Linked DNA regions of Mus musculus: region 2 is linked to region 1. Evidence: chromatin loops called from intact Hi-C (ENCODE). Cell type or tissue: gastrocnemius. All regions are shown on one strand. Links, peaks and the distances in the headings refer to the core of each region. The heading gives the core; the rest is flanking DNA. Region 1 holds the start of Trp63 (transformation related protein 63). Region 2 has its middle 150 kb from the start of Trp63.

The links. A loop is a pair of places that touch in the nucleus more often than their neighbours do. Peaks named below come from ENCODE experiments on the same cell type or tissue, not always from the same donor. Only the 100,000 strongest peaks of a DNase experiment are listed, where the experiment ranks them.
Region 2: a loop joins it to region 1, with 4 times the contacts of the local background. A loop is called at or near these places in 2 of 42 quality-filtered maps.

What each region holds. Positions count from the first base shown.
Region 1 is chr16:25,673,804-25,686,871 of GRCm38, forward strand. Trp63 (transformation related protein 63) reads left to right here and starts at 9,962. Exons shown (of 14, transcript NM_001127259.1): 1 at 9,962-10,548. The coding sequence starts at 10,487. In gastrocnemius, for the core only: no CTCF peak of the experiment used is centred there; a DNase peak (open chromatin) is centred at 8,942; H3K4me3 peaks cover 3,600 bases; H3K27ac peaks cover 5,091 bases.
Region 2 is chr16:25,530,759-25,543,826 of GRCm38, forward strand. No RefSeq gene overlaps it. Among named protein-coding and RNA genes, the nearest start is that of Trp63, 150 kb to the right of the region's middle. In gastrocnemius, for the core only: a CTCF peak has its summit at 6,101; a DNase peak (open chromatin) is centred at 2,655; H3K27ac peaks cover 710 bases.

The sequences.
Region 1 (13,068 bases), core at 5,069-13,068:
CAAAAAGCATAAAATATAAAACAAACAAAACAAAACACAAACAGAACAAACAAGCAAACAAACAAAGAAGAAATTAGCAGTTATTCCTGTAAAAAAGACCCAGTAAGGAGTCATTGCATGGGCTATCCCTGTAAGGATTCCGAGAATCATTTCCATCCCACATAAGTGTTTTATCAGTCCTTCCACCTTCGTGTGTTTGAACAGTGTGCACAGCCCAATTTCAAAATCAGCAGAGTTAACATTCTTGACTCTCAGCCCAAATGTGGGTGCACACCATGAGCTCATGCCTTCTTTTGGAGGCTGGTATTTGTGGGGCTTAGGGTGTTGTAGGATCTGTGGATCAGAAAAAGACATGTGCTAGCCCCATTTATGAGGACTCTAAGATGTAAAATGTATGTGGAAGCATTTGGAACCCTGCCAGGGGTATGGCAGTGTGGTGGTGATGTTAGCGAAGCAGCTGTACTTTGAGTTCAGATTCCGGTTCCATTACTATCTGGAGAAACAGAATAATTAGCGCACACTCCCCAGCTTCCCCCCTCCCACACACACACACTTTTCAAATGGTGAAAGTATCACCAGTGGTTCTTAGCATTCCCTTAAAATAGACAGTGAACATAAAGTATTTAGTAAAATACACTGGGTTTGTTTACCTTTATGTTGCAAGTATAGAAGGACAGTGTATACTATCAAGAATATTTTTCATGAGCATGTAAGTAATACTGTTTTCCAGAGTGGATGGTCTCGAGTCTGGGTCGATTATAGGCAAGGATGACTAGTGATGATTAGAGGATATGATTTTGAGACTGATTCCTACTCTGATTCTTGGTTTTCTCAAGTGACACGGAGTTCATGTTCCCACTTGTCTCTGCTTCAACTTCGCTAAAACATCACAAGGCTGAAATAAGCCCACATCCTAGAGGGTGTCCTAGAAAATGTAAACTACCATAGAAAGTTTTATCATTTTAAAATTATTCTACTTTCTGGAGATTTTTTTTTTGTCTCCTTATGTTACTTTTCTCTAAATTCCTTTAAACTTTGAATACAAGTAATTTTTAAAAATAGGAATTTAGAAATGTTTCTTGTCCTTTGTTTATTTTTATTTATTTATTTTATTTACTTATATTCAAAATGTTTCTCTGCACCCCAGTCCCCACTGCCAACCTTCTTTTTTTTAACTTTTTAAGAACTTTTTTATTAGATATTTTCTTTATTTACATTTGAAATGCTATTCCTTTCCTAGTTCCCCCCCCCCTGAAAATCCCCTATCCTCTCCCCCCTCCCCCTGCTCCTCAACCCACGCACTCCTGCTTCCTGTCCCAGGCATTCCCCTATACTGGGGCATAGAACCTTCACAGGACCAAGGACTTCTCCTCCCATTGATGATGGACTAGGCCATCCTCAGCTACATATGCAGCTAGAGCCATGAGTCTCTCCTTGTGTTTTCTTTGATTGGTGGTTTAGTCCCAGGGAGCTTTGGGGTTACTGGTTAGTTCATATGTTGTTCCTACTAGGGGGCTGCAAATACTCCCAACCTTCTTATCCCATCCTCCTCCCCTTTGCTTCTGAGAGGCTGCCCTTCCCTGCCCCCATCTGTCTTCTTTAGGCCATCAAGTCTCTATAGGATTAGGTAAATTCTCTCCCACTGGGGCCAGTCTGCTATGTATGTGGAGGGGAGGTGGCTCTAAGACCAGCCCCTGCATGCTCTTTTGTTCCTGTATTAGTCTCTGGAAGTTCCCCAGAGTCCAGTTTAATTGACATTGTTAGTCTTCCTGTGGGGTTGGCATCCCCTTCAGCTCCTTCAATCCTTCCCCTGACTCTTCCATAGGGCGTCCCAATCTTAGTTCAATGGCTGGCTGTAAGTATGTATATCTGTCTCAGTCAGCTGCTGGTGAAGCTTCTCAGAGGACAGCCATGCTAGGCTCCTGTCTGTAAGCACAACATAGTATCAGTAACAGTGTCAGGGTTTGGTGCCCACCTGTGGGATAGGTCCCAAGTTAGCCTGGTCACTGGTGGGCCATTGCTTCAGTCTCTGCTCCATTTTTGTCCTTGCACTTCTTTTACACAGAAGCAATTCTGGGTCAAAAAATTTCAAGGTAAGTTGGTGTCCCCATTCCTCTACTGGGGGTCCTGTCTAAGTGCTGGAGGTGAGCTATTCAGGCTCCATTTCTGCACTGTTGGGCATTGAGACTAAGGTCACCCACGTTGAGTTCTGGGAGCCTCTCACATCCCAGGCCTCTAGGACTTTCGAGAGGTTCCCCTGACCTCCAAACCCTAACCCTGGCAGCTTCATGTTTCCATTCATCCTGAAGCTCTGGCCTTCTCACCTGTCTGCCCCATATCTGATCCTGCCCCATATCTGATCTGCCCATATCTCACCTGTCTGCCCCATATCTGATCCTGCCCCCCTTTCTCCTGCCCCTCTCCTCTCCCACTCGCATCCTTCCCTTGATTATTTCCCCCCTTTTAAGTGGGATTGAAACATCCTTATATGAGCTTTCCTTCTTGTTTAACTTCTTATGGTTTGTGGGTTGTATCCTGGTTATTCTGTACTTTTTGGCTAATATCCACTTATCAGTGAGTACATACCATGCATGCCCTTTTGGGTCTGGGTTACCTTACTCGGGATGACACTTTCTAACTCCATCCATTTGCCTACCGAATTCAGGATGTCCTCATTTTTAATACCTAAATAGTATTCCATCATGTAAATGAACCACATTTACTGTATCCATTTTTCAGTTGAGGGCCATCAAGGTAGCTTCCAGTTTCTGGCTATTATAAATAAGGCTCCTATGAACATAGTGGAGCACACATCCTTGTGGTAGGTAAACTATATTTTGAGTATATATATGTCCAGGAGCGGTATGGCAAGGTCTTCATGTAGAACTATTTCCAATTTTGTGAGGAACCACTAGATTGATTTCCAGAGTGATCATAGCAGTTTACAATCCCACCAGCAAAGGAGAAGTGTTCTTTCTCTACATCCTCGCCAGCATGTGTTGTCACTAGAGTTTTATTTCATATTTTAGCCATTCTGATTGGTGTAAGGTGTAATTTCTGGGTTGTTTTGATTTACACTTTCCTGATAACTAAGCATGTTTGAGATTCCTCTGTTGAGAATTCTGTTTATCTGTGTATCTCATTTTATAATTGGGTTGTTTGGTTCACTGGAATCTAACTTCTTGAGTTCTTTATATATTTTGGATACTAGCCTTCTATCAGATGCAAGGCTAGTGAAGATCTTTTTTCCAATCTGTACATTGATGTTTGGTCCTACTGACTATGTCCTTTGCCTTCCAGAAGTTTTCCAGTTTCAAGAGGTCCTGTTTATCAATTTTTTTTTTATCTTAGAACCTCAGTTGTTGATGTTCTGTTCAAGACTTGTCCTTTTTTGACAGTTGTCTCTATAGATACATACTGTTTTTCAGGACTCCATATACTAGAGACATAATATTGCCACAGGCTTTGTAATACTCAGATCTTAGCTCATACCTATCTTTCTTCTGGGCAGAAATCCTAGCCTTTATGAGTCCACCCAAGAACAATCCTGAAGCATCAGGTACAAATGAATGTCTATCTGGCGTGAGGACTTGCTCCAGTGGTCTCTTGCTCTCACAAAGACAATGAACAATTCTGCATTCTCTTCCTACCAACAGCGGAGCTTCATGGATGCTAGCAAACACCTTCTTACCTCATAAGTACTAATCAGGCACCGTTTGCCCCAGACCAAAATTCCAGCAGGCAAATTGGCCATCATTCACTCAGAGGGCTGTGCCATAGCTATTTCTCCTTATTCACTCACTTTTAATGACTTATTGATTTTTAATTCATGTGCATTCCTATTTTGCCTACATGTATGTGTGTATGTGGGCACTGGATCCCTTAGAACTGGAGCTACAGACAATTGTGAGCTATCATATGGATGCTAGAACTGAATCTTCCGGAAGAGCACCCAAGTGATCTTAATCACTTCACTGAGCCATTTCTGTCTGGCCCTTTTCAGTTTTTCTTTTTCTTTCATGAACATCTATTAGAAAATACATTGCAAGGGAGATATAACACAAGTGCAGTGACAAAGACAGGAGCACTACAACATGTGGATAGTTTATATGTAAATGGGCCATGGAGGACACCAACGTATAAAGGTATTCCATTCCATTCCTTTGACTACAAAGCTTAAGCTCTATAAAGGGAAAGAAAGTCATTCTCCAGTGCTCTGGGAAGTACAAGGGTTAGAGACAAGGGTTGGCTCTTAGTGATCTGGCTGCTCTTAGCAGCTCCCAGCACACTGATGCACACATAAAGGAGACCCTCAAGAAATATTTATCCTGGTGGTATGAACTGGCTGTTAAATAGATGAGCACCCAATCTGAGGGAGGCACATAAGAACCCCACTGAAATTCATGTCATATCATGACATCATCCATGGTTAGTGATATACAGTGAGCAAACTGATAAGCATGTTAGACACAGAAACTAGAAGTTCAGATCCTTACAGTAGGAATGATACTTTCAAAGTCTTTTCAGCAGATTCTGTGTATGTGTACTTGTATATGTGTGTATACATGTGTGCACATGTGTGTGGAGGCTCAGGTGGCACTTCTCAGGTACTGTCTACTCCCCACCCCACTCCCCTTTTTAGAGTGGATCTCTAGCCTGGAGCTCACCCAGTAAACTAGGCTGGCTACCAGTGAGTCCTACAAATCATCTTGTCCCCAGATCCTTAGCATTGGGGTTACAAATGTCTACATTCATGCTCAAATCTGGGTTCTGAAGACCAAACTCAGGACTTCATAACTGCTAAGCAAACAGTTCACTACCTGACTGAGACATCCCCATATCCTGCAGGCAGGTTTGCCTAACCTAGCACATGTTATATTTAGCAAAAGCCTAATATATTACTTTGATACAAAATCTTGTAAAAACCCACTCAGTAGATCACAAATTCAAGACACATACAGACATGCATGTTGAATATTTCAGAAGAAATACTCTCTGATTTTCTTTTATGTTTCTTACCTATGCTGCTTATGTGGACTATTGATTTAAGCACTTACCTATGCATATTTTTAATTTTTCAAATACTACATACAAAATTATATAGACTGTTTACTGCCTTAATTGTTTTTCCATGTACAGTTCAGTCAAGCTAAATATAGATACAGTATCATATAACCAATCACAAGATTTTCATCTTGCAAAACTGAAACCTAATACATGTTAAACAACCACTTCCAACCCCCGCCCCCCCCCCCCCCCAGATTCTGGTAGCACCATAAATGTATTTTTGCAATCTCTAAGTATTTTATAAGCTCCATTTTCTAAGGCAGTGATGTTAAATAACTAGATATACACATGGGTCAAACATCTAAATAGACTATTCAGAAATTAATAGCCATAGTGTCTTGGACTCCTCAAGTTGAAAAGAAGCTCTCATAGGCTTTTCTTCTATTGTGTCAACTGGAAATTCAGCAGACAACCCTAATGTTTGTGGCTCCTCACAGGTTTGTGTACCTATGTCACCCAAAATTAAGATAATCTCTATTCTACATGTTCTTCTCAAAACAACTATATCATGTATAGTATATGCATAATTGTTTATTGATATTATACATACATATATTATATATACACTGAATATACAGTATATGTATTGTATATATATATGTGTGTGTAAATATTTATACATATATATGGTAATAGAAAACAATTTGAGTTTTAAGTAAATATTGAAGTCACTGATTTTCCTGTACTATCTTGTACTCCTGATTAAGTAGCCCACCGATATTTCCCCACCAATTCCTAAAGTGAACATCAGCCTGAGCCTACAGTGAATCCACACAGGGGGACCTTGTTCAGCACTCATTCATTACACCAGGATGAACTGCACTACTTTAAATATCACAAGCAACACTGAAAACTGCTTGAATGGGTCTTTTTGACCCCAATCTAAAATTCACCCTCTTCAAATTGCCATTGTGTGAATCTTCAAAACCCATCTCCTGGCCTTTCTCAGGACCACAAGTTGGGAGAGAGAGGATGATGTGGAAACAAAGTAGAAAGGGACAACAATGTAAAACGATGAGAATTCAAATATTTCACAAGTATATACTGCATAGAAGTATATGACATTATAAACAACCTATAGAAGAACTTCCTGACATCTTGGAAGTTACTGTGAAAATTTTAAAATGATCTGCTTCTCAGAGCTTTAAATTTGGAGAAAATTCACTGGAGGGATTTTAAAAGCCACACAATTCACAATGAATGTGATGTATTGAGCCCCATTTTCATACCGTTTCTGCCAAAATCAAGTAACTGAATCTACTCAGGAGAAAATATCCACCAAAAACTAAACTAAGCAACTGGCCTGCCATCTTTCCAAATAACCGTGTCGCGAAGCAGCTGAAGAACCTGTTCCCAATGAGAAAATGACTAAACAGGGAAATGTGTGAATCAGGATTTTCTGTCACTATACAGGCATAATTGGCAAAACAGGCAACTTGAAATGGACGCAGAGTAGATATTTTGTGGATGTGCATTTTGTGGTTTCTATGGTTGAAGCGTGATTATGTAAGAGATTGCTTCCTTTAGGAAACACAGAGAAATGTATAGAGGAAAGGCACATCTTGTTTTGGATCTAACAGATGCTTCCGGAAAAACAAATCTGGGCAGTACCAAATAAGGACTTCCTGTGTTTCCTTATTTATCTCCCACTCACGTGGACTTTGAGCAAAGGACTGGTGGGAGTGAAAAGCGTCCCCCACACAGCTGTTCGGGTATGTCTGGAAGAGAAGCCCACCCACATTGCTTTTGGACACTGGGTGTGACTTCGAGGGTATCAGGTTTGTCTGTTAGGGAACCTGCCAACCTTGTCCCTGCCTAACTAGCTTCTGTGTTTCCTTACATGCTCCTGAATCAAAACTCCCCCATTCATTGGGACAAACCCCTGAACCCCTTTTTTTTTCTCTTCTGAATAGACTCTGGTCATTAGTTTAGCTATAAATGTTTCCATGTGATGGATTGCAAGGCCTGCAAGAAGCTCAAGGTCAGATCAAGAGACCATAGCTAAGTCTGCAATGTATATGCTTCTTCAGGAAACTATCACTCCCTCACTACCAGTACATGAATTCTAGTTCTCCCTTCACCCTACCTAGATGTCAGCACCTTTTGCTCTATACTTCTTATAATTATTACAGTCTGACATCTAGGTAGAATAAAAGTAGAGCCAGAATTGATGTATACTGATAGTACGACCCTCTTCCAAGGCAAACTTCAGTTTCATCCTTGATGAATAGAGATTGTAGTCAAAATGAGTTCAGTGCTGAAGAATGTTAAATTCAACTATTCCTTTTTAGTGTGCAATATTTGGTACATTTACTACCTTATATTCTAGAAGGTTCCATTTTGGTTTGAATAGTCGGGAGTGGTATAAGCCATATTGAGCCAGACAAGATGGGGCCTATGGTCCAGTTGCCCTGAACTCAGCTTCTCTGATAAATAGTGACCAAAGTCACAAACTGTAATGGCTGGAGGAACACACAGGTCATGAACTGTTCATAGTAACATCTGTTTTACATCACCCTACACTTCCTGTTCTCTCCTTGAATGGTAGAATTATTTTCCTATCCAAAGCAGGAAAATAATGATAAAAGTTTGCAGCCTAGACCAGAAAGTGCATAAATGATAGCAGTTGTGTGATGCATGTTGCAGATTTCAGGGAGAATTTCTGTGCTGAATACTTGAGTTAGGCTAAGCATGTTGACTGCTCGAAGTGGAGAAGGAAGGCATATTTCTTCCTGGGACATTATGCCAAGAGCTCTACATACTAAACATTATTGTTTCTCTGTTGTCCTACTTCCTGCTTCCTACAATGCAAGTGTGTTCACAAGCATCCTTTAGATGTGTAGGTTGGAAAGGTATAGTCGTCGCCATTCATTTTCCCAGGTCATGGATGCTCATGTGCTCTAATGTGTTTGTCATCCTGAGGAGCTTGCTTTTCTCCTTTAAGTCAAGTTAACTCTGTTTATTAACTAAGTAGTGGGAACCAATATCATTCATAATTAATCTATTGCCACCTAATAATCTGCCTTCTGTACTATATATATGTGTATATATATATATATAATTTTCTATAACAACTGCTGATATAATGGCATATGCTCTAAATTATTTTAAACTTAAACCTTTTAAATTAAATTCTAAAACTTGTAAGTGAAAATATGTATGAAGAGTACTTGAAGACTGGTTATGTGGAAGTCCATGACGTTGAACCATGATATAAATTACTTTGACAAGTTCTTTCTTCTTTTCAGCAAGCACTTAATTATAAATACAAGGCGAAAGGTGAGCTCAGAACTTACCACTTCAGATCTGGTACTTGGGCCAGCCATCCTGGCAGAGTCATCCCAGGGTTAGAAATGGAATCTCAAACCCCACCCTGGAAATAACCAACCAGATTTTGCATGGACAAGAATTTCAAGTGACTCGCGGGTTTATTAAAATTTAAGACAGTCTCCACTAGAAATCCTAGTCCTAGTCTTTCTTAATTTTTCACGATTGAGGACTGAACGCAGGGCAGGGCCTTTTCCACACTAAACATGTGCTTTGGCATTAACTCTATTACCCCCTCCCATTCTTGTGTTCTGGGGGACAGCTTAAGCTGCCTTTGGCTAGGAGATCATTCTTTCTATGCCTTCAGAGATTCATCTCACAACTAAGAGTAGACAGGCCCTGTGTGATGAAACTCCCCCAAGTCCATGGCCATAGGAAATTGATTATTCTCAATTTAAGAACTTTATAATCAGGTCATCTGTATTTGCTCAGAGGAAGAAAGCCAAACACTTGATTCCAATGAGCAAATCTATAATTAATTAGTGAAACGATCTTTGCTCAAGTTTAACATTTTTTTTTAGAGCAAGCTGTCAGATTTGGCTGGAGCGCAGGCCGGCATGTGTGTGAGTTTCACAATTCACAGATGTTAGACACGCTCAGTCTGAGTTAAGAAAGAGAATGTCAAGTTTTAAATAGCTTCTCCCTGGCTGGAACAACAAATAAAACATCTTTATGAACACATTTTGAAGCAGAATTTCTTACAGGAAAATGTCAGATTTCTCTTCAGCTTGTCTCACAACTTTGACATTTTCTGATGTCACTAGTTTGCAGGTGTCTATGGCTGTGGCATGAATGGAGATATGTACGTAACATGTCAGTGACACTTGGGCACACAGCTCTAGTTCCCTCTTGGACTCTATTCTAATTTAGCTTCTGAATCATATTTCATTCAATTTCTAAATCCACAGAACCAGGATTGGTTTACAGCCTACATTCAGAAAGGAAACAAATTCATTATCATGGAGACTTTGCCTGATAATATATAATTCTTTACAATATAAAGAATGTCAGATTTTATAGTAAAGTAGGTAGAAGGAGACTAAAAAAAGTTAAAAGTGAGGCATAATAGAATGAGACAGAATGATAAGAGTTTGAAATAAACTTTATTTTTCCCCATTGACAGGCCATCTAAAATAATTCTAAATAAATATGAAAACAATAAAACAATTAGGAAACATTGTAAAAGAATATTAACTCCTATTTTTATATCACATAAAAATCCTATTACTTATATCTGTATGGTTAAAAAAAATCACTGCAGGCTATTTTCTTTTATTTGGGACAGAAACTATTTCTAAATACATATACATGATCTCTCTCTCTCTCTCTCTCTCTCTCTCTCTCTCTCTCTCTCTCTCTCTCTCTCTCTCTCTCTCTCTCTCTCTCTCTCTCTCTCTCTCGTTGAAATGAAGAGTGAGTTCTAGGTTAAATATAATCAAGGAATTTCCCTGTCTTTGCTATTTGAGATTGTGACCACAACAGGCGGTTGGCTGAAAGGGAGGCAGAAGGGGGTGGGGGTGGGGCAGGGAGAAGCCGAGAAAAAAAAAAGTCTCCTAAGCGTCTCTGCAAAACATTGTAGCCACAGCAGAACTGACAGGAGCTCTCAAATCAAGTCAGAATACAGATACAAGGAGATGTTATTCAGTTGGAGCAAGGGGGACATTTATTAGCTCAGTGACAAGTCCTGGCTTCTGTGATTAAACTCTGATGCCATTCATACCAGCACCCAATCCCAAGCAAGATCAGAAGTTCAGAGATGCCTACAAATTGCCAACAAGTGTGGCCACTCTACGTCAAGGGCTCTAAAACTGTGGCAGAGAGGAAGAACAGCTTTACAGGGGGTGCCCAGCTGGTAAGAATTGACGGTTTATGATGCTCTGGTTACTTGAAGACTCTCATTGGCTGAAAGGAAGAAACGCCCCGCCTCTTTGCAAATCTGAGTAAAGGGGGGAAGTGTCTAAACTTCTATGTCTGATGGCATTTGACCCTATTGCTTTCAGCCTCCTGGCTACATACCTAGATATTCTCAGGTGTATATGTATATTTTATAGAATTGCTTCCCATCTGTTGGTATCAAAGAGAGTTGAAGGAAATGAATTTTGAAACTTCACGGTGTGCCACCCTACAGTACTGCCCCGACCCTTACATCCAGCGGTGAGTTTAAATCTGACCTGGCGTCTGTCAAAACTGAACTGGTGTGCCTGGTGTATTCTGAGTGTTTCTGCTGTGTACTGAAGAAGCCCTCCTTGTTTAGCGAGCATAATAATACTACTTTGGACTTTGTATGGACTTAAAGTGGTTTGTAGATATCTTTTCTACAGTTATCTTATACTTTATTTCTTGAGTTACTAAGTGACAAAGTTTGAAGACATCCATGTTTTTAAATTTGTCACACTATTGTACTCTATAAGGAGAGAGAGTGGGGGAGAGAGAGAGAGAGAGAGAGAGAGAGAGAGAGAGAGAGAGCATGTAGCTCGGGTAGAAGATGTGGGAGGGTCAGGGAGATGTTGGAGGTTGGAGGAGGGGGATGAGATTATCAAAGAATTAATTAAAATATTACTTAAGATTGTCACACCATTTTAAAATGTTAAAAAATTTTAAAATGTACCACGTGCCATGCTCAGTCCCACCCACCAAAGAAAAAGAAATTTCATTGGACAGGGATATAATAATCTATTGGGCAATTTTCAAGTCAAAATAAACATTGGAAATTTTGATTTTTGTCTTAAAACTAAATAGCCATTGTTATGTGAAGCAGATTGTGGCTTGTCATTTTAGCTCTAAAGAATATTTTCTCTTTGATTTGTTTCAAAACAAACATCATCTTTTGACAAATATGACTTCCTAAAACCTGTGATGAAACTGAATTTTGTTTGTGTTTGTAGAAAAATATTTACCTTGCACTGAGAAGGAGTATTAGCAAGAGTTCACAATAGTGTGCCTCTGTCGGGGGAAGAGACTGTTTCAAATTAGAGTTTGCTATTTTTAAACTGGTAAATGAAATCCGAAGAGCGTTTCCCGTGTAAAGTTATGGGAGACATTCACACCATACAAAGCACTGTGATGTTGTTAATTTAACGGCATGAGATTTGAATCTGGAATTTGGTACTTTGTAAGACTTAGGAAAACGGCATGGTTAGAAAGGGGTTAAAGTGACACTTGCCACCTGTGCCTACTGGAGGCTCACACTAGAATCTGAGCCCTGGCTCTGGGCAGGACTAGGTTACCATAGCATTGCCTTGGATTGTGAAAGGCTATTTATTTTCACCAGTATAATTCACTCTCTTGTTGGCCTGACTCTTCCTCTTCCTGTGAGGTTTCTGGTGGGAAAAACAGACGAGGAAAGATACATGAAATGGAGAATACAGAAAGAGAAGACAGACTACAAATTCAAAGGAGAGCAACCCAACCAGATTGCTAATATCTCCCAGGTTGAAATGTGAAATGTGAATGGTTTCTTAACTCATTCGTCCGTTGTTTTCTCTACAAGTGTCTGTCTTAGGAAAAAAACAAATGGACCCTATCTTCTTAGATGACCTAAACAAGAAATTTAGTTGGAGCTGGGGACAGGAATGACAGACAATAAAGCCCAAGTATTGAGATCTCAAAGACCTTCCTGCAATCACCAGCTTCAGAATCAACATTTCTAAGAACCCAGCTGTGACTCAGCAGCAGCCCTTACCATGTCTCCTCCTGGCCCTCTCCTGAGGACTGCATTGGATTCACAGCAGCATTACAGATTCCTAGCTTATGGACTAGTGCGCTCCTTCCCTCCTATACACATCCATCTGCAGGCATTTCTGGTGGTGGATCACACACACACATGTGTATGTATGTGTGTGTGTGTGTGCGTGTGTGTGCGTGTGTGTGTGTGTATGATTTATAAATTATATACATTTATAAATAAATATATATATATAATATATAAATTGAAATGATTTTAAATTTTAGAGTGCCTTTATTTCAGTAGTCTTCCCAACTTGGGAGAAGGCACAAGAATAAGTACAGAGCTGTGAGACTGGTTTAACATGGTCTTGGAAGATTGATAAAAAATATTTTCTTTAGCCTAAACTGTCTCCTCACTTACAATAAAAATGTAACCATAAAACAGCCCAGAAAGATGGAAGTGCGGATACGAACCCTCCTTTGGAAAGGTGCATGCGTACAAAAGTTCATGAGAATGAGAATATGGTGGCTCATGGCTTGTATTCCCAGTGCTCAAGAGGCTGAGGCAGGAGGATTGCAAATTCTGGGCCAGTTAAAGAGATCCTGTCTGAAAAGAAAAACTATCCATTGTCATCATTATTGACATCTGATTATCAAACTTACATATTTGATGACTCAATGACTCCTTAGGCATTTAAACTTTTATATAGATTAGCTTCCCACAGGTTACTATTACTTCTTCTTAGAGAATCAATAAGGAAGTGAAATATTACTGGGGAGAGAGGAATTGGAAGAGGGGAAAATATGATCAAAATATATTGCATGAATATGTTTCTTCAATAAAAAAAGAAAACCGTATATGAGCACATGGAACCCAGCACTGTTCTCTCTGCTGTCCAATGGGTGAATACTGTGAGTTGATTTTTTTCTAAGCAGACAACGCTGGTAGTTCTCAGTTTACAAAATCTATTTTAAGAAAGACCAAATTTAATCATTCCATAATCATAG
Region 2 (13,068 bases), core at 2,535-10,534, 150 kb before region 1:
GAGGTTTGTGTGTGTGTGTGTGTGTGTGTGTGTGTGTGTGTTGCACTCCCCAGTGGTACACATTGACAGGCAAGCCAGCATGAGAAATATAATACCAGAAATGTGCTTCCACACATGAATGCGAAACTTAAAAGGAGCTTGACAGAGCTGCTTCGCCACTGATCGGCCCATTTTCTCTCAAACTGGCTGAGTGTTGTTGATACTTTTCGTTTCGGTGTATCTCAGTTGCCTCTTATCCACCAATGATGAAGTCCTCGAGCAAAGGAGAGTCCTCATTTCTGAGAGTCTACCAGAAGTATAGAACTGATCAAATTAGGTAATATAATATGAGTGCCTTACCCTAGGAGGAAACTACAATAGCCTGTGGTGATCAGAAAATGAACAGATATGTAGCCTAGTCAATATGTAATGGGAGAGCTCTCATTTAAGTTGTATTGGTGAAAATGGAGTTATGTTTGAATGAAACATGGAGAACTAGGATAGCAGCACTAAGTTATCAAGGTTTGAAAGGCATGTGTGTATGTGGGGGCAGGTTTGCATAAATAACATAGTCCACAAAGTGGGAAAACAATATACCCAGGCTGGTTGATGAAGTCAGATTACAGAGCGCCTTGGGCCCCGGTGTTTAAACAGAGAGACGGGTGAGAGGCAACAAGAGCCAGAGTGTGTCTGAACTTCAGGAATGTCAAGTGAATAGAAAGGAGCACAAGCCTATGAAATAGTCCAGAGAGTAGATAATAAAGGATGCCAGGTATTGTGGAACACACTTTTAATCCCAGCATTTAGGAGGTAAAAGCATTTGGAACTGAAGGTCTACCTTACATATACAGTGAGTTCAAGGTCAGCCTAAGCTCCACAAGAGCCTGTTTCTTCCCAAGTCAATGAAAAAATGTTAATGTCTATGTCCAAGTACATGATATAATTTACTTAGAGATATAAATTTCATTGGGTTATATCTACCACAGGAGCAGGATGTCTCAGACTTTGTCATTGATCAGCTGTAGGAGTCATGAAGGGAAAACAGGATGATAGAGTCAAGTTATAAAGGCATGTAGCCTGACTTAGAAAGCCACAGAGGTCATTGTGATCTGAGGTGTGGGTCTAGTTGACCTTCATGGATACAGCTGAGAGTTAATTAAACTAGCAAGACACGAGCTGCAACTCCAACTCTGTGTTTTCTTTCTGAGTTGATGATTCACTGTTGCTATTGAGAGGTGAGTTGGGCCATGGGTGAACAGGAGCAGTCGGCAGTGAAGACTGAAGGGCAAAGAAGCAGGAAGATTTCCTTGAACTCTGCTTGCACTGAAAACCCTGAGCAGAAGCCCAAACTTGTGGCTTTCTTGGATCTCTTCAGATCAGAGAGCTGCCCATTCCAAAGCCACAGCACTTCTTTTGCGTCTCAGTTACACCACAGGCATCTGACTCATAGGATAGTCAGCCATAGAGGTCAGTCCTGCCTTAAAGCAAGTCTGGAGTGGAGCACTCCTCGGCTTCAGTTTACCTTCTGTTTAAATAGGTCTTGGTCATGGCACTGTTACATTGAAAGGGTGGGCTTATCTTTGTGTTGTATATAATCAATCCTTTATGAACTATAAACCCATAGATCATTATTGCCCTTATTGTAGAGAGTGCAAAGAATAAGTGTATATAAGGGAACAGGTCCCTCAAAAAGAAGAACCGTTCTCAGAACGAGCCGAACGAAGCTTTTAGAGGTTACAGACACAGTGTCCAGGTCAAACCTCCGACTTCCTATTAAGCCTTTATTCCTTTTTACCATCCAAATTAATTACTTCCTTACGCTTCATATTTTAAACAACCTCAAAAATGATATACTATCTGGTAGAGGAAGGTCCTATTTCTTTCCTTTCAGTTTTAAATCCAGGTTTAAAGACCCTTTGGAAAACTTGGCAGCCACTTTGGAAATGGGCGTGAGCTTACAGGACAGCATCAAGGCTGAATTCAGTACAAGAGCACTGAGCTGTTTCATTTGCTGAAGCTTCTGGTAGGTGTTCTAAGAGATCAAGTGTTAAATCAGGGGGTCCCTGTCTGCTGGCACTGCCCAGTTCCAGACAGGGAAAAAGACAGTCAAACAACTAGGGCAAAACCAAATGAGATTAAGAAGACATTTTCGGCTTCATTCACTTTCTGGATGAATAAAATACTGGGCCTCCAGAGTTTGGCAGCCCTCATGACATGTTAGGAGAGAAGAAAAGAGAGCTACTTCTAAATGGGCCATTTCCCCATAGTGCCAGTGAGCTTAGAAACTTTACAAAGAAAAATGGGACAAGTCTTTCTCACTCTCATTAAGCACCCTCAAACACCAGTAGCCTTAACAGGAGACTCCAGGAGAGGCAGATGGAAGTGCCCTGACCCAGCACACTCAGGACAAGAAACTGCAGGGATTGGGGGTCATTGCCAAGTGGTGAGATGAACCTGATAGGGTTCCTAAATAACAGCATGCCCTCAGCTGCAGGCCTGACTTCATGCTATTCCAGTCGTGTGACCTGTCTCCTCCAGGGATCTAAGATAACACTTATCACAGCCGGCTTTGGGATCCGGTTGCTTGAATGTGTCCCTGCTTTCAGCACTGAATATGAGAGCAATGACCATGACTTACTCAACTCTGTGCCCCAGAACACTTGGCATCAGCCCTGGTCCTCGGCAGATGCCCAGAAAGTGTGCAGAGCTGGTTGGAATTTTGGCAGGGCTTCCTGCTTCTCATGGGTAAACCCCATGGGTCTTCTTGTCTGATTTGCAAAGGATAAAACATTTCATTTATTAGAAAACTGGGATCTGATTTTTGAGACCCTGATTCTAAAAGAAAATAGAACTGGATTTTCCTTTCCATACAACCCTGTCCACAGGACCCTGACAAGTCTATTTCCATTCCATGCTCAGTTTTCTATGGGTGGTTAGAGAGATTAATATATAAGAATCTCTCAGTTCTAGACCTTTCTTTATATTATTTTGCATTGTAAGTTCAAAATTAAAACCCCACTACCCAATTTTCCTTTCTTCCCTCTGATCCTTGACATGATGGCATTATATCATGTTCTAAATTTATACAGAATTATTAAAAAGATATCATAGTGGAAAAGAGCAAGCCTGACACTGTTGTCATCATCCCTTCACGGGTTGCCACCTTCCAACCACTGGATAAAGCGTCTTTTATAAGTAGCAGGACATTTTTTTTTCTCCCAATCCATTGAAATATTTTTAAGACTTAAAGCTTTTAACTACTGTGTTCTGGGACAGTTTCACACAAGTACATATGTGTACTGGCTTCTGTCATCTTTTATTCTTTCCCATCTCTTTTCTTCCTTTATCTACTTCTGATCTTCTCTAGAAATCTATATTTTTTACATCTATGTCTATTTATCTTGTTTCGTGACTCACTGAATTTAAGCATGGATTTCTGTGTCACCATGTGCATGCAGATGTCTTTGGGAGCTGGGGCGGGGCCTAGGGGCTGGCTCAAGTGGGTCCATTTTGCCTGGCTATTTGGTTTCGAAATTTACAGGTTCACAGAGGTGTAAGACAAATGTTGGTTTCTTTCCTCCAGCAACTGCAGAGTATGAAAAGTAGACAGCAAGGAGAAAGCATCCAATCCAGCCTCAGCTTCTTTTCTTTACTACAACTGAGATGTCTGGTGTCTTCAGGAACAAGCTATTATCCTCAAGTTCTGGTGGGCCACCAAGAGGCCAACAGTATAATGGAATTATCATTATATATATATTTCCATATGAGCACAAGAGCTTGTATTTACATTTCCATATGAGCACAAGAGCTTGTATTTATATTTTTGATGGTCAGAGAAAAAATGTCAACTTAAGGATGTTAGGAAATTCTTAAACTATCTCAGAAAGAAGCTGTGTAGAGGCAAATACCAATTTAGACTAATACTATTTATTTACTCTCCCTGGGAAATATGACTAATAACACTTTATAACATTTACAGAAAATGAAAATGGAAAACAGAAAACAATTGAAATTTTCAGAGCTAAACAAACGTAAAAAAAATGTCATACTATGAAATAACTATGAAATGAAACTACTGAGAGAACCCTGCTATAAAAGATGAAATGGACATGTGTTTATCTCATTGATTAAAGACTTAGTCTTATTTGGGCACATCGCTTTACCACATTGCACAGCTAGACTTAATTAATAGTCACATTATTAAGTTGTGCATCTCATCAGTTCAGTCAGGTTTAGCCACTTGAAGGATTAGAGCCACTAGGATACAAAAGACAATTTACATACTATTCCTTGCTTAGTCATTGATTATTAAATCAACACGACTTTGTAAGTGGTGGTCTTCACAAATGTCATTAAAACCTGTGTGTTCTCATGTATGGTGTGAAAAGATTGAAAAAAATCTGTTACAATTCAACCTGCAAATATTATCAGAAACAATCATCACATGAAAACATTTTGAGCATTATTACTCCTGCACTAATACATCATATGACATAGTAATGTTTTGGAAATACGTGAATATACTATCTCTTTTAGACTTATCTATAGCTGAATTTCACCTACTCAGCCCAGGGCATCAGAGACAGGAACCACAACTGTGACTGTTCTAATAGGAATGCAGAAAGAAAGTTAATTTTGATTCTGATGAGCAAAACTGGCACTTTATGGTCACAGGAAGATAATCAAATTAAAATAAGACTGGTTAACAAAGAGACAAGGGCCCTCAATTCTCCCATCCTCTGATTTAACAATGTCTGACTGATTTGGCTGTAGCATTTTGTAAAAAGTGAACACTGACCTCCCAGGAAGAGAAGGAGGGCAGAGCCTACTTTGTCCAGCTCATTAACTGTGAGATGGAGAACAGGTGAGATCAGATATCAAACTTTACTTCCTCATCTTGGAGACTCACTGTTCTTTTTCCATGAGGGGAGACAAAGAGATTACTCTACAACTATTTAGCTAAGCATGGGGACACCCAAAAACAAACAAGATAGCAGCCTGTTCTCAAACTTATAGCATTCAGGAGCCCAAAGTCCTGGAAAACTCGTACCCAATGCTGCCTCCAAGACTGGACCCAAGCACGGAGGACATGATGGCCTAGCAGAAAAATGCACCACAAGTGATACCCAGAGCCATCGCCTTCTTGCTTATGATGCAACAATTGGCCAATATGAAAACCATAAATACTGCAGTGTGGAAGTGCTGCTTTATTTACCCCTCTTGTCTCCATTAATACTTTTCAAAGTGTTTATTTTTTTTAAATCAGTATGCTCAGCATTAAGTTTTATTATGGTTCCTTAAAAAATGATTTCTGTTGACTAAATGTAAACTGTTAAGCCTTTAAAATTGATTATAAAATACAAATATAGAGAAATATTTTTTCTACTTTGATATACATAAATTACTTTAATTTGAGAATGAATTTTTAAGTTTGGAAAGTCGATTTTGAATATATTACTTTTGGTACCTCAATATCTTTCATTAGTACATAAAAATTCAAGTTATAGTTATCATTACTTTCTCAAAATTGTACTGATTGAACTCAAATGACCACTCTAGAATAGCACAGCCATTTTCCCTTGTTATGTTGTATATGAAACGAATATCAGGAATAAAAGAAAAACAGTTTTTAAATGAGAGAAAAGACCACAAGGAGATCTTTACCAAAGTTCTAAAGTGATTATGCTACTTGGTTAAAAAAAAAAAAAAAATATATATATATATATATATATATATATATATAAATTTCTTTTTCCTTTTCTATTTTACAATGTGAATGCTGAGATGGCATACTTTTATAAGAAGATCCAGCAACAGAAGAGCTTGGAACTTGCTCTGGAGGCCACAGAAGCCAGTTTGGCTTTACCCGGGCTTAGTGCCTGCCTTGTGCCCCACCCACACCTGTCAAAGCATCAGCTGGGCAGGATGCTCCGCTTCCTTACCCTCTGCACACAGCCAAGGTAGCACTGACAAATGAGGTCAGGCTCAGTGATTGAAGTGAGTGAAGCATTTTATATTTATATCCATGGACACACACACTTCGGTGTATGTTCCAGTGACATCAAGGGACTTTCCACAGCCGTGAGTATCCTGTGTCTACCATGAGGTAACTCTGTCTGGCCCGGAGAGCTCTCTGAACAAACCAGCAGGGGAAGTGCTAGATCCCTGGATGTATAGCGCCATGCTCATGAACACTAACACCATTCTCTATTATGTACTATTTGGTTCATACAAAAGTAATATATATAGGGATTTTAGCAGAGAGTTTTGTTTTGTTTTGTTTTGTTGTCTGTGTAACTGCTGGCTCCAAGTTTGAAGACAAATCAAATATATATATTTCAAGCTTGTCATTTATGAATGCTTATCCAAATTAATTTAACTATTGGGACTATACATACAATGTCAATAAAGCATCCAGAGAAAAGTCTGATACATAATCGCTGTTCAACACATACTGGTTTTCTTTGATGTTATACATGGAAACAAGGCATTGTTCCATGTGGAAAAGCAAACAGAGCCAATAGATGAAGACAGATGCTATAAAATACCAAAACTTAACAATTTAGAATGCATTGTGTAAACACATAGTATTGCATCACCTTGGGTTTCAGATAACAGAATCATGAGAAACTATTAACTCTGCTACCTTCCATTTGAAGGCTAATAATAAAATTTAAGTTAAGTGGGTATGAAGGCATTTGATGGAAATCTTGCTGCACAATTTTGAGAGATAGATACATATATTGCATGTTTGTGCATGCACACACATTGTGTGTGTGTGTGTGTGTGTTTGTGTGTGTGTGTGCAGGGAGATAAACCTTTGTGTTCCCAGGAGCAAAAGAAAGTTGGGCCAATTCAGGGCCTGAGGGAACTATACATGTCCTCTCCTGCTTTTGGAGGACAATGTCTACATCACACACTGGTTTTTGCCTTAGTTTATGTCATTTAGTACAAAGAAAGGGTTCCTCCAAATTACAGAAACACCTTGGTTGCTATGGAACAGACTGTCTGTCTGCCCAGCAGACATTGAAACACACTTTGTCAGCAGGATGCACTTCTTGATCTAAAGAATGGAAAAGCACTCAGGGAAGGTGGCACCCTTTGAGAGTCTCAGAGAATGGCAAGATTTACACTATGCAGACAGGTACACATGGACATGAACACGCCATCTGCCTGCCTCCCCCCCCCCCCCATATACACTTGTGGCTTAGAATGGCTGGTATCCCTGATATTCAGGCCAATGGAAGTGATCCCTTGCTTCCTACATGTTGACAAAATTTTCAAATAAAGCTTCAGGATTAGATTCAAATGCAAAATTTATTTGACATTTAAATGAATAGCAGAGTTTGTTATGTGGCCTTGAGCATACTGCTAAACTTCTCTGCATCTCTGTTTCCGTACAATATTATAGTGTGTTAATAATATAGATACTACCTAATAAGTAGGAATATTGTTATCCATAACAGTGCAAAATTGCCACACCAATTTTGATTGTAAGTATAAGTAGTATGTAAATGGTTACTAATAAGCATCATTTCCAAAGTTTGCATTTAAAAACCAGTATTACAATAAGTAGAACAATGAAAATATATAGTAGTATTCTACACTAAGAAAAAACAATTGTTCAGTTAAAAGATTTAAGGTAAACATGGTAATGTGTAAAAGATTCCTTATGCATTTAATTATGCATACACACTCTCCTTTCTTAATTAACTCATTTGAAAGTCTATTTGAATAACTACAGAACTACAATGTTTCCAAAGGTTGAACTTCCTATATGTGAAGCAAAAGCAACAAAGATTGATCTTGAAAGCACAAGGAGACATGCTACACAAATATTCAGTTTTCTCTTCAATAGCCCTCCTAAAATGTGCATTTGTTATAGAACCCTGACATATAGGAAATGGTTTACTAATCACCAAGAACATGCTATGCATAGTTAGCAAAAATTGACATATAGCTGTACTTTTTTCCCAAACATATTTTTAGAATAAGTAAACTATTGCAATCACATCTGAAGTTCTCTTTGTCAGTGTTGGTTGCTACAATGAACGACCATCATTTATGTATCCAGTAAAACAACAAACACTAGATCCTCACTTTCCAAGAGGCTCTACAGAAACGTAGTTTCATGGTGCTAACAACACCAAGTTTTGGTGATGGCCATTTCCCATTGGAGAGAGCCAAATTCTCCCTTTCACCCCACTGGTGCAAAAGTGCTAACCAGTCTTCTGCTTTCCTCCCAGAATGATGCTAAGCTTATCCTTGAAGGTTCCAGCCTTATAATCCTGTTGCCTCCAAAAGGTCTCACCTTCTTTTTTTAAGTGAATATTTTATTTATTGACATTGAAATGTTATCTCCTTTTCCTATTTCCCCCGCTGAACCCCCCATCCCATTCCCACTCCTTCTGCTTCTATGAGGGTGTGTCCCACACACTCACCCACTCCCACCACCCCACCCAAGCATCCCCCTACAATGGGGCATCCAACCATCACAGGACCAAAGGCCTCTTTTCCAGTTGATGCCCGATAAGGCCATCCTCTGCTACATATATGGCTGGAGCCATGGGTCCCTCCATGTGTACTCCTTGATTGGTGTTTTAGACCCTGGGAGCTCTGGTTGATTGATATTGTTGTTCTTCCTATGGTGTTGCAAACCCCTTCAGCTCCTTCAGTCCTTTCTCTAACTCCTTCATTGGGGATCAGTTCAATGGTTGGCTGTGAGCATTCACCTCTATATGTCAGGCCCTGGAAGAGACTTTCATGAGACAGGTGTATGCATGCCCTTCTTGGCATCCACAATAGTGTCTGTGTTTGGTGACTATATATGGGATGAAACCCTAGGTGGTGCAGTCTCTGGATGCCCTTTCCTTTAGTCTCCGCTCCACACTTTTTCTGTGTATTTGCTCTCATGAGTATTTTGTTACCCCTTCTAAGAAGGACCAAGCACCCACACTTTGGTGTTCCTTCTTCTTGAGCTTCATGTGGTCTGTGAATTGTATCTTGGGAATTCTGAGCTTTGGGGCTAAAATCCATTTCCAGTTACACTGAAACTAATAGAAGAGAAAATGGGGAAATGTGGGAAGCCACATGTGCTGTTGCAGAGTGGCACGACTACTGCTGGCCACCACGCATAAGTTTGGACAAACAACCAAGGTGTACATATGCAGTAAAGTTTTTTGCAAAGACACTGCCTGGCCCAGGCATGATAATGAGGCTTTGAGAGTATAACCAATCAGATGTGAGACATGCAAATGAGGTATGATAATGAGGCTCTGTGAGGTACAGAGAGAGAGTAGCCAATCAGATGAGGAACATGCAAATGAGGCGTAGTGCATAACCAATCCGGGTGTGAGACACGCCTCTCCTAGGCCTATATAAGCAGCACCAGTTTTGGGCTCGGGGTCTCTTCGCCTCTGCAATCAAGCTCTCCCAATAAACGTGTGCAAAAGGATCCTGTTGCAGCGTCGTTACTGCTGGCCAGTCCTGCGCACGCAAGAGGGAAAAGCCTCAAATACATGGGCACAGGGGAAAAGTTATTGAACAGAATACCAATGTGTAGCCTCCCCCAACCTTGAGCAGGCTAACTCAGACCTATTCTGCCTCTGTGAATGAGACCACCTAGGGTGGAGTCTTCCATTCTATTGTTCTGTCACCTGCAGTGTTCTTCTCCAAGATGCTGCTACTTGCTGAGAGACTGAACCTGCCTTCCTGAGATATTCCTGAGATAGCTGAAAGCCTGGCGACTGACAACTTACTGCCAACAAGTGCTGTCAGACTATTGCTAACAGGCTGGCAACAAGGCATCAAGAATGGATCAGTAAGAGGTGGGCTTTCACCCTTTATAAACACAGACTTTTAGTAAACATTGGGCTTTGATCAGAATTTTGTCTTGGCCTCATTTCTTCTCTTGCCATTTCCTCACTTACAGTTCCAGCCTTCTACCCAGGAACCCATTTCATGTGGCCGAGGATGGCTACACCAATGGCTTATGTTCTAAGATCAAGAATTGACAAATGGGACCTCATAAAATCGCAAAGCTTCTGTAAGGCAAAGGACACTGTCAATAGGACAAAATGGCAACCAACAGATTGGGAAAAGATCTTTACCTATCCTACATCTGATGGAGGGCTAATATCCAATATATACAAAGAACTCAAGAAGTTAGACTCCAGAAAACAAATAACCCTATTTAAAAATGGGGTATAGAGCTAAACAAAGAATTTTCATGAGGAAACTTGAATGGTCAAGGAGCACCTATGTTCAACATCCTTAGTCATCAGGGAAATGCAAATCAAAACAACACTGAGATTCTACCTCACACCAGTCAGAATGGCGAAAATAAAAAACTCAGGTGAGAATATATGCTGGTGAGGATGTGGAGAAAGAAGCCTCACCTTCTAATACCACTGCACAAGTCTAATAGGTGAATTTAGGGGAGAACCACCAGGGCATGGAGGAGATCTTTCTAAGTTTTACCTTCTGGTGTGTGTGTGTGTGTGTGTGTGTGTGTGTGTGGTAGCATTCTAACCCTAAGAAAACATGATTATTACCTTAAAAGTTATTACTACATTACCTCTATCATCTATCTATCTATCTATCTATCTATCTATCTATCTATCTATCTATCGATATATCGATTTGTTGATCGATGGATCTATAATGACCTATATAGGATAATAAACACATCTATTTGAATAATGACAGAGCTATAATATTTACACACACACACCCCTTATCTAGTGTTTGTGTTACTTGGGGTATGAAGTAAACTTTATGATGTACAGTCCTCCAAGCACAGTGGCCTAAAGCAGGCAGGGATGTAGGCTCCTGTGGAGAGGGAGGTTCAGGGTAGGCAGTCAGCTCCTATGCTGTGAGCTTCCGAGATCTTACACTTTCCATAGGTAACAGTTTTCTGAAATAAGAGTCAGGGCTCTTGGAATTCTTATTAATTTTCCAGGTGTCTTCAACAACCTTACTTTTCTTGCATGGAAGATACATAAAGGAAATTTTCTTCTTGTTTTTCCGTAAAAACAACACTACTGTAGATTAAATGCAGAGATATGAGGCTCTACCTATCTCAAATAAAATCAGACATTAAAAATATGTACCCAAAATTATGACAGTATTGCTTATTCACTTGATTTTGTTTTAAGATTTTTAGCAAAAAGACCATTTTAATGTAAATATAGATTTTTTCAAGTAAAAAAATACAGATTGAGAATACATCCATATTAAAGTAAAACGTACCCCAATGAAGGAAAGATAAATCTCTGAGAAAGGCTAGTATTCCAATGCCAAGTGTATGTCCATAAAAACTGTACAATACACACATGCCTTCGGACTGATTTCTTGTGAATGGTGCTATTTCTAGGCCCATTCCTGCAAATACCACATTATCATTCAAAGTGGACCCAATTTTCAAGGTTCACACATAAACACACATATACCTATTTGATATTTTAGTTCCACAAGTCTATTTCATGATTTGTTGATATATACCTATTTAATGGATAGATTTACCGGTTTACAGTTAGTCATACTTGAGAGAAAATATGTAATACCTATCCTACTTCATATCTACTTTAGCAGCATGGGATGTTTCTCTAAAGAACTGAAATAAATTTTAAGACAGGCATGATCTCAACATTATTAAGTAAGCCTGGTTAAATTGTCATGCAAGGTGTGATGTTGATTTGCCAACTCATGTGGAATGAGAATCTCTTCATCCTTGCTGCCTCCTTTTATATGTCTAAAACTTGTTGGTGTTGTTGACATGATGGTAGAGAAATTCCGCATGCTTATTAATTTGCAACTCTTTATTTTCATAAATAAGAATAGCTGGAAATAAGTTCAATGCCATTTTTAAAATGCTTGAGAATTGAGATTACACAACTGGAATAGCTTTTTTTCACAGTGAAGTCTAGGGAGCTTTAGCAGATCATTAATCAATAAAATCTGACTCAGCCATCATTCTCCTGTATCATGCTAGCATGTTGTTTGATCTTTCTCAGGTCAATCATCAAATGACTGCCACTTACTCACTTACAAGTGCACTACAAAGAGTCTTTCCTCCTGAACCCTTTTTTTTAGAGAAAAAGGAGACTGAAGATAGAGTTTGTCACTAACTTTTCTTTTTTTACAATATTTAGCTTTTTAAAGACCCACTTTCATATGTCTCACTTGTTGGAGTAGCTTGTAGTTTTCATATAAAACATTTTTTATTTATTTTCATTATTTTACAACTTTACACATGAAATATGTTTATCATTTTATCAATCCTATAAAAAACAAAGAGTTGCATCTTATCACTACCATTTACCTGCGTTTGGATGACTCCTGGCTACTAGCAATGAACTCAAATGATATAGCTTGCACTGAGCCTAATCTCTAAAAGGGCAAACTGTAGCTATCTCCATTGTGGTAACATCTTATCCCTTCCATTCTGCCAGGCACAAGACTAGGGAAGAGTGTCTTTCATCCAACAAATTGAAGCTATGATTCTGTAGCTCATGCTATGTGTCAGGCAGGTTTTAATGCCTATCATTCCATGTCCTAACCAAAAAGTGAAGTCTATTCTTCACTTAGTATAATCAAATCATCAACATTTGATCCATAATGTATTTGACTTTATGGCTTTACTCCTAATGTTGAGCTCATTCTTTTGTCATGGATTCCTACCTGTGGTATTTTAAGTATACTAATAGGAGGTGTGGCCTTGTTGGAGTAGGTGTGGCCTTGTTGGAGGAAGTGTGCCTCTGTTGGGGTTGGCTTTGAGACCCTTCTTCTAGCTGCTTAGAAGACAGTCTTCTGTTTCCCTTCAGAACAAGATGTAGAACTCTTAGCTCTGTCGCCAGTGCCATGCCTGCCTGGACACTGCTTTGATAATAATGGAAGGAACCTCTACATCTGTAAGCCAGCCTCAATTAAATCCTGTCCTTTATCAGAGTTGCCTTGGCCATGGTGTCTCTTCACAGCAATGGAAACCCTAAGACACCGCCTGTGCAAACTACCATGCAGCATTCACGACTGGAGTATCCCAGATCTTCATCTGTGGCTGATATTACTAGGAACTTGCATAAACTCAAG